2 separate regions of the Homo sapiens genome follow, and region 2 is linked to region 1. The links are chromatin contacts, found by Hi-C in ENCODE. All regions are on one chromosome and are shown on one strand. Each heading gives the region's core, a stretch centred on a gene start or an enhancer-like site at or near the end of the contact. The rest is flanking DNA. Distances are from core to core; before and after follow the strand shown.

The links. Hi-C counts contacts between places; a loop is a spot of excess contacts on that map.
Region 2: a loop to region 1 is called in a map of chondrocyte, with 2.1 times the contacts of the local background. The contact joins the enhancer-like site here to the promoter of MPDZ in region 1. A Hi-C loop is called at or near these places in 1 of 168 maps with a recorded cell type or tissue (chondrocyte).

The regions. Positions count from the first base shown.
Region 1 is chr9:13,277,582-13,281,876 of GRCh38, reverse strand. MPDZ (multiple PDZ domain crumbs cell polarity complex component) reads left to right here and starts at 2,185. Exons shown (of 47, transcript NM_001378778.1): 1 at 2,185-2,477. RefSeq lists enhancers at 2,562-3,277, 3,278-3,993, 3,994-4,295.
Region 2 is chr9:13,726,166-13,730,464 of GRCh38, reverse strand. No RefSeq gene overlaps it. Among named protein-coding and RNA genes, the nearest start is that of LINC00583, 200 kb to the left of the region's middle. Within about 2 kb of position 2,129, at least 3 of the 41 ENCODE cell types and tissues checked have a DNase peak (open chromatin) inside an H3K27ac peak, as active enhancers do.

The sequences.
Region 1 (4,295 bases), core at 936-3,435:
ATGCAAGGACTAATCTAAACCAGATGCCTTTTTATCCTCTGATATACTGCTGTTTAAAGAGGGCATGTGGGCTTTGCTTCGCTAAAGGAGACTAGAACAATAGCACCTTTTAAACCAAGGTAAAATTATTTGTTTTAATCTCATTTATCCACAATAAACCAGGGAATTAAATTTCTAAAACTTTCCTCTAATTCAGTTTTATGGGCTCTTTCCCTATGGTTCAATATAAAAAATGCCATTTAAAATTTTAGGACTCAAAGAATTCCTTCAGTAGCTAGTTATGAAATTCTTTTCCTCCTACACTACCCCAGCAGCTAACATTTCATGCACGTACTTCCTTTGTATTTGAGAATGACCAGATTTGAAAACTGACAAGTAGAAGTGCTATTCAAACAGGAGGATCCCTTTGGAATTTCTAAGCAATAAGAAAATCCTTTCCAAATGGGATGCCTTGAGGTGACTCTATGACAAGAACACAAAAGTTATATGGAGAAATTATTCATTCTTGCAGTCGTATATTCATCCTATTTCATATGAGTGCCAACCAAGTGTGAAGTTTTTACTAGGCTCTGAGGATAAAATGGTGACTTAGCCCCTGTTCTCATGGAGTTTATGGTTGAAGAGGGAAGAGACATTGCATAATTACAAAATCAAATGCATATTTACAAAGTAGGAAAAATATTATGAAGCAAAAGCATAGGGTACCATAAGAATGCATCACAATGGGTTTATCGTAGTTTGTGGGAATCATGTAGCATCTATGGCAGTTCCATTCACTGGGACACTGAACAAGATGACCAGGCTTGAGCAGAAGTATCACGGCTGCATTTTTTTTTGCAATCTAGGTTTGAGACAAGCAAACAGGGAAGCCAAATAAACACTTGAATATATGGATAAATCTGAAGGTATAAATGTAAGATTCTGTAGGTACGAGATCATAAGCTAGAAGTGAAAATGTATTTAGAGGTAAGAGTTAAAAGGAAAAGAGGGCCCGTAACTGATTTTTAAGGAATTCCAGCATCTAAAGATTGGGGGAGAGGAGGCAAAGAAGACTGAAGAGTGGCCTGGGGACAGGGGCAGATCTACCTGGAAATTGATGTAGCTTAACGTTCCGGGTCCTTCTCTTGCCTGGGAGCAACCCTAGCAATGTGTTTACATGGGCATTTATTTTTTGAATTTTTCTAAAGAAAGATTTTTTTTTTTTTTTTGGTTAAAGCAGAGCTCCCAATTGTACAAGCTTCAGAGCCCATACATCCGCCCTTGACTAAGCGGAAGAAGCAAAACCAAGAGTGTGATTGCATGGAATTACAAGAGGGGTGGGGTGGGGAGGACTCTAGGAAGAGAGAGGTCAACAGCTGTGAATGTGTTTGAAAGTCCAAGGAATATGAGAAAAAAGTATTTTTATTCAGAATATTAAAAGAAATTCTTTTAAATGTTCTAAATTGGACTTCTGAGTATCCTTTGGTCCTATAATCTAATATCAGAGGGATATTTTGAAAAAGAGTTTCTTATGCAGAAAAAAATTCGTGGGACTTCCAAATTGAGGATAACAGAAAGAAAATCTTAAGTGGCACAAAATAGAAATGAATATCTGTTCTTCCTGGGGCCATGCAACTCTAATAACTTTTCCATGTTTACTGTTTTTGCTTTTTAATTGGATCATCAGACTAAGAATGCACCCTGATGTGCGAAAAGTTACTTAGAAAGTGAGAGGACTGCCCCCACCCTTCTGATTAAAGCGCTTCTCATAAGCATCCTATGCCATTCAGTAAGCTACCCATGCAGAAAGCATCCACAGGGCAGTGCACATAAGGAAAATCTGAGGAGCTAGAAACAGGCTATCAGTTTCCGCAGGTTGACAAAATCGGCAGATAAAAATACAAGACTGCCATTAAATTTGAATTTCCGATAAACAACGAAGAACTTTTTAGCATAAGTACGTCCCAAATATTGCATGGGATATACTTGTACTAAAATTATTCCTTTTTTTTTTTATTTGAAATTCCCATTTAACAGAGCAGCCTATATTTTATCTGACCACCTCACAAGTCCACTACCCACACCCCAGGTCGAGCGGCCCAGGAGCGAGTTTAAAACCCCGCACAGGCCTGCTCGGCCGCGTCCCCTGATTGGCCAAGGCGCGCCCGCCGCCCCGCCGGTCGCAGGCGTCACGGCAGCCCCAGCAGCCTGGGCCCCGCCACCGCCTCCGCGGCAGCCCCGGTCGGCGCAAGTGCGGCGCGCGCTGGGGGAGGGGGCGCGGCGGAGCGCTAGGCTGGCGTCGGGCCACCGCGGGATTAAGTTTCTCAGTCACGCGTGAGTGTCTGTGCGTTTTGATCCGAAGCTCCTCGCCGGGTCGTTACTTCAGAAGAGAAGACAGTGAGCGTGGGCGAGGCGAGGCATCCAGAGGCCCCGGCGACCCCTGCTCCCCAGTCCTCCGCCCCCTCGCGTCGCGGCCCTGGGCGGGCGCCGCGAGCCGGGTAAGCGGCGCTTGAGCCCCGGCCCAGAGGCCGAGGCGCGCCCCCGCGCCCTGCGCGCGCGCCGGCGGGGAAGGTGCGCGGGCGCCCTGGGCTCGGCGCTTGGGGGTGGGGGTGGGGGCGGGGATGGGGGTGGGGGTGGGGGTGGGGGTAGGGGTGGCGGCGGGCCGTGGGGCGGTGGGGCGGTGCGCTTGCCCCACCCCGCGCGGCCCGGCGCTTCGCGGAAGCCGCTGCTGTGGCTTTTTTAAAAGGATGGGGTCTAGAAGTTTCCTTTGCTACTCGCAAGTCTCCACTCCCCCCAGCCCCGCGGTGGATAATCCTAGACCTTTCAGCACCCCCGCCACCCCTTTCTTTTGCTCTCGCTGACTAAGAGGTTTAAAAGTTTTTCCTTTTCCTTGACCCAGAGGGGCACAGTCTTGGTGTCGGGGGGCTGGGGGTGGGGTGTTAGCCTGGGGGCCCGGAGCGCAGACCAGGCCTCCAGGGCGCGGGAGCCTGTTGCTCTCCCCTGCAGGGGCCGCTCCCGGACGCCCCATCCGCCGTTACGTGGTCCCGGGATGTGCGGGTTGCGGTAGAGAGTGGGCAGCAATGCTCCTGGTCCTGCGTTCTCGCCTTAGCCGCGGGGACCCCGAGGCGAGCCGCTAATTGGTACCGGTGCCCCGTCCCTCACCCCTGGCACCGGCGCCCTTTTAACCGCCGCTCCCGTTGGTGGGAGCACGTTGGTCTTGTCTCTCCCTTAGTCTCCTCACCCCCCGCGCTGATGGGCGTCTTTGTCTGCGATTTGGCAGCCCCAGGATGCCGGATGTTACCAGGGAAGCGATGTTTGGGAGACGCTTTGTGTCTTGCGGAGTTGCGCGTTTGTTGGGTGGTGATGGTGTACATTTTTGTTTGCGTTCTTTGCAGAGGCACAAAGGCTGGGCTATTCTTGCCTGCAGTCACATGGAAATCAAGCGGAGACTGCGGGGGAGGAGAAGTGGCCAGGCGCCGGCGGGAGGTAGAGGCCGCTCCGTAGTCACTGGGGGCGAGTGGGGGCCCCTGGAGACCTCTACTGCGCGGTGCGGCTTTTGAGGTGCTCCGCTTGGGAAGACCCCGGCAATGGGCACTGACTGCCTTTTTGCAGTAGGGGCTGCGGTTGGAGGCTAGTGTTTCCTAGGTATCATCAGATAGATAAGAGGACCATGACTTCACCAGCGTAGAAGGAAAACTTCTCCATGTTCCTTGATGTCATAGAGAAGGAATCTGATAAGTGATCAGACTGCCTCGTCCTGCCTTGTAGACAGTTTGATGTAAACATCCCCTTCGTGTTTCCCTAGAAATTCCTGGTTTAGGTTACCCTTTATAGAATAAATAACACCTTATCTGAAAACTAACGAGGAGGAGGTGATGGTTTCGGGCTTGGGAGTTTTACATGTTGAATTTGGGTATGAGTGATTACAATGAACATCTTGTAATGTTGGAACTATCTAAATTTGTATAATGTATGCCTTAGCACCTGATGGAATTTTGGCAAACAATAGTGTTTTAAAAACCTAGCAAAACTTGGCCAGGCGCAATGGCTCACGCTTGTAATCCCAGCACTTTGGGAGACCGAGGTGGGTGGATCACTTAAGGTCAGGAGTTCAAGACCAGGCTGGCCAACATGGTGAAACCCTGTCTCTACTAAAAATACAAACATTAGCGGAGCGTGATGGCTCGCACCTGTAGTCTCAGATACTAGGGAGGCTGGGGCAGGAGAATCGCTTGAACCCGGGAGGCAGCGGTTGCATTGAGCCGAGATCGCGCCACTGCACTCCGGCCTGGGTGACAGAGCGAGACTCTGACTCA
Region 2 (4,299 bases), core at 880-3,379, 450 kb before region 1:
CTTGAGGGCAATTTGGCAATATTGTTCAAAAGCCCTTAAAATGGGAACTGTCCCAGAAGTTGCACGTTAGGAACAGACAATAAATAAGATGGGCATCAAGTTTTATGCACAAAGATGTGCATCCAAGCATCACCTTTTGTAGCAGACTTTAGAAACAACTTAAATGTCCAACAGCAGTGTAATGATTAAATAGGATCTGGTTAAAATTGCAGAATGGAACTCTATGCAGTCATTAAAAATGATGATGCAGAACAGGAGTTGGCAAGCTATAGCTCATGGGCCACGGTAGCCTGCAAATTTTATGGGAGAACAGCCACACCCATCATTTACATACTGTCATGGCTGTTTTTTGAGCTACTACAGCAGCTGTGCAGCTGTGACAGAGTCTATATGACTCTCTTTTACATCTCTTACTATCCTTTTAATATTTATTCGATTTTTTCCTTACCCCTGGAATATTATGACAACTTTGATTATTAGACCAAAATCTTACAGTGATGTTGGTTGCAATACACAGTGTTTCTTCAAAAACAGCCCATCTAATATGTTAGCCAACACTTCAGTCTTAAACATAAGGATTCGCCATTCCTCATTCAGCTGGCCTGCTAGGAGCAACTATAATCAAACTGCCTGCAACCAACATTGGGAGTGGTGGCACGTAGCCTTTCTTTCCTCTTTCCCCACTGTTGACGTCCACCCTTTCTTCTCTATTTGGCTAACCCTGAGGAGAATAGAAAAAATTGCATAGAGGACAGGAAAGATGGCAAAGAAGGACAGAAACATTCTTACGCAAACTGGTGCTTTCAAAAGATGGCTTCACAACTTCTGGCCTTGGCAGATTGACTCATTGTTGGGTACATGTGTGTTTTGTTTCTTTACAAAGCCAAAATGTGATGGAACATCCCATGATGCAGACAATTCATTTTACTCCAGCTGTACTCCACTTTCTTTTCCTGTGGTCTTCCACGTGGAGTGTCTCTATCTGAGTCCCCTGTCCAGCCCTTTTTAAGGGTATCCTGTTGAGCAGGATTTGAAATGTTTCACATTTGGCTTAATCCTCCACCTCCACCCTGATGTCCTGCAGTAAATATTCACGCACATTTCAGCTTGACACACTCTAGGCAAGCAGCTCACCCCAGTGTGGCAACAGTTCTTTTTTTGCTTCACTAGCTAACCAGCTGGATGACTCATCTCTGCCTTTAGATTTTCCAGGTGGATGTTGGACATTGGCACATTCTGCTCACCAAACTCCTGCGTAAGCATAGCAAGACCCAGAGTTTCCTTGACACCCTCTCTCACATGCACAAGGGGAGAGGCAGCTCCTCTCTGCCTCCCTTTCTGAGAGGCAGTGAATCGGTGAAAACAACAGCATAGCCCACTCCCAGCAAGTGCTCCTCACAAAATTCCAACTGCCCATTCTTTACTGGTGAGTTTTCTAAACAGGTTTCCTCCATGACAATTTTCTCTACTTGCTGTCTTAATAGGAGATTTTTGTTTCCCCCCACCTGTATTTTTAATGGACACATATACCTTTCTGATAAAAATATGTAAAATATTCTGTTCGTTTTTAAAATGTCATATTCAAGTCTGTGGCCATCTTTTGTTCTTAATATTCACGTCTATAAAATGGGCTAGAAAACAGCATCATTGCTCAAGGTGTAAAGCTATTGGTTTATCTAGCTGAAAAGGTGTGCAAGGACTATTGAAAAAAGAAATGTTCATTCAGAAACATGGGCTCTTTTATTTTGTACATATCTTACAGCATAGGATTTTTTCCCCTGGTGTATATGCAAAGATCAGCCTCAGCTGAAAAAAAAAAACACATATGCCCCTAACTTACTGCTTGCTTCCAACTCGAGCTAATTACTTGAACAGCACCTTTCACGGGAAAAAAAGCTGACACAAGAAACTGGACAAGGTCTGTGTCTCAAGTGCTCTGAGGAGAGAGCAGTAAGTAAGGTGTTCTGCACAGCTCAATAATTTGCACCACAGGAAAGCCATCCTTCCAAGGGCAGGCAATATGTCTGCAGTATCCTCCTGGAGGAAGGAGGGCCAGGAGCTCATCTTTATGGCTTGAGGCTTGAAAGCTGCTTAACTGGGCGGAACGCCACCTCCTTGCCATCAAAGCTGTCCACCTGGCAGTGAATCTCAATGAGACAGCTGACTGGCTCAGCAGACAAGTTGCCTTGCCAAGGGGATGAGAACTTAACCAGAAGGTCTTTCAGGAAATGTGTTTAGGATGTGGGGGATGAAGAGGAAGAGAAGGAGCAATTCATCCCCTGAATGAGGCAAATGAGAAGGAGTAGCTGTTCTTTGGTTACACAAGCCACTTTGAGCTTTTCTGTGCCCTTAGCTCATTTAGCCCTAAATTTTGTAAGACTCTGATTTTAGATTCTGATATTAGCATCGAACATTGAGAATCCTTTGTGACTATAGTAGGAAAGTGGGTTCAATTCAAAAACTTAAGCTAAGAAAAGACCTCAAAAACATTTCCATTTGAAAATAACCGATATGAACAAGAATATTATAGGGAAGGCATGAAGCTATTCATTTTTAAAATTGGCTGTTGAAAAATGCCTTGGATTGTTACTTTTCACCAAAGGTTTAGAATTGTAAACCTAATAATTATGATAACTCCTATTTGCCCAGTCCTTGCTAAGTGCCAGCTACCATATTCAGCACTTTATACAAATGCTTTCATCTAATGTCCTTGAGAACCTTATGGGTAAGTCTTCTTAGCTTCACTCTACCGGCAGAAAAACAAAATTCAGAGAGGTTTCATAAATTTTCCACAGACATACAGTGAGTAAGTAATAGAAGAACAAAGATTCAATCCCCAGTTTATCCCAATTCAAAGCCTAGATGCTTATCCACCAGGCTGCATATACCAAATTTGCTGGAAAACATAGCACCTTATCACATAATGAATGATCAGGGCTACAAAGAGAAGATTGTGTAGACACATGTGTGGGGTATAAGAATATTCCATCAAACTACTCCCAATTTATCCTACATTTGTCCCATGGACCTGAGTGTCTGCTCCCATCTCTGGATCTCTGGTGGACATCATATTCAGAAAAACCTGCATGTCCCCTGAAATAGACTCTTGCAGGTGAGTTAAGACAACAGCACACCATTCTGTGCCTTTTTCCTAGCTTCTGGTGGTGGGAGGAGGGGAGAAAGACAAAATGAATGACAGCTGAGCATAGTCTTCACAAAACCTGGTTTTCTACCTCTGGCTCTGGGTTATGACAAGACAGTTTCTCCACTGTCCTTGACAATAATGAAAAATTATTCATTTTTGGTCAAATTTTATATATATAGCTATTATAAAGTACTATATAACTTGTCTTTTTTAGTGACACCTCTGTTTTATTTCGAATTGAATAAGATAAAATTCAACAAAAGTAATAAGATAGCATGGTATGAAAGAGCTTCAGATGGCCTCTCCAAAAAACAAGCCTACTCAGACTAAATGGATATTTGGAAGCAGTATTTGGAAACAGCTAAATAGGTCAAGGCACAGGCCAAGTTTGATTCCCAAACTCACTGTTTCAGGCTGTGTAATGCTGGAGGAGCAAGTTAGGAAATTTAAATCGTGTCTTCCTCATATGTAAATAGGGACAATAGGAATTACCTAATAGGTTTGCTGTGAAAAGATACATGATATGATTCATATACAGTGCTTAATATAATAGTTAGCCCATGGCAAATACTCAAAGCTCATCCACTATTAACTGGTCTTATTAGTCTTGAGGACTACTCTAGTTTTAAGAACTGAAAAAAATGTACCGTTGGCCTAGGAAGCTGCTTCTCACTCATTCTACAAGCTTAAAAGTTAACTTCAATAAAGAACTGACTTCTTCTTTTCATCACTGAAGAATGAATAGGAAAGAATTAACCTCCTTCTCTTCCAAGGCTGGGTTAAGTATTCTGGGTGTTCCCATAGCACCTTTCTCTGACTGCTATCGAAATATTTGCCACATTGTGCTAAAATGGACTATTTAATCATCTGCCGTTACCTTGAGGGCAGAGCCTGTATTTTATGTTTTATCTCCAGCATCTATAGCAGTGTTTGAAATGGTTTACAAAACAAATATTTTCAGAAAGAATGAATTAGAATTGACAAAGCGATACATGTGACAATGTTATTAGGAATGTTGTTATACTCCTTGGGTATTTTTGTAACTTGCAATAATGGCTGTGACATACAACTATTTCCACTACCTCTTTCTAATAATACTAACAAAATCATTTAATCATTTGCTATTTAAATAAAAGGATGACGGATATCTTCCC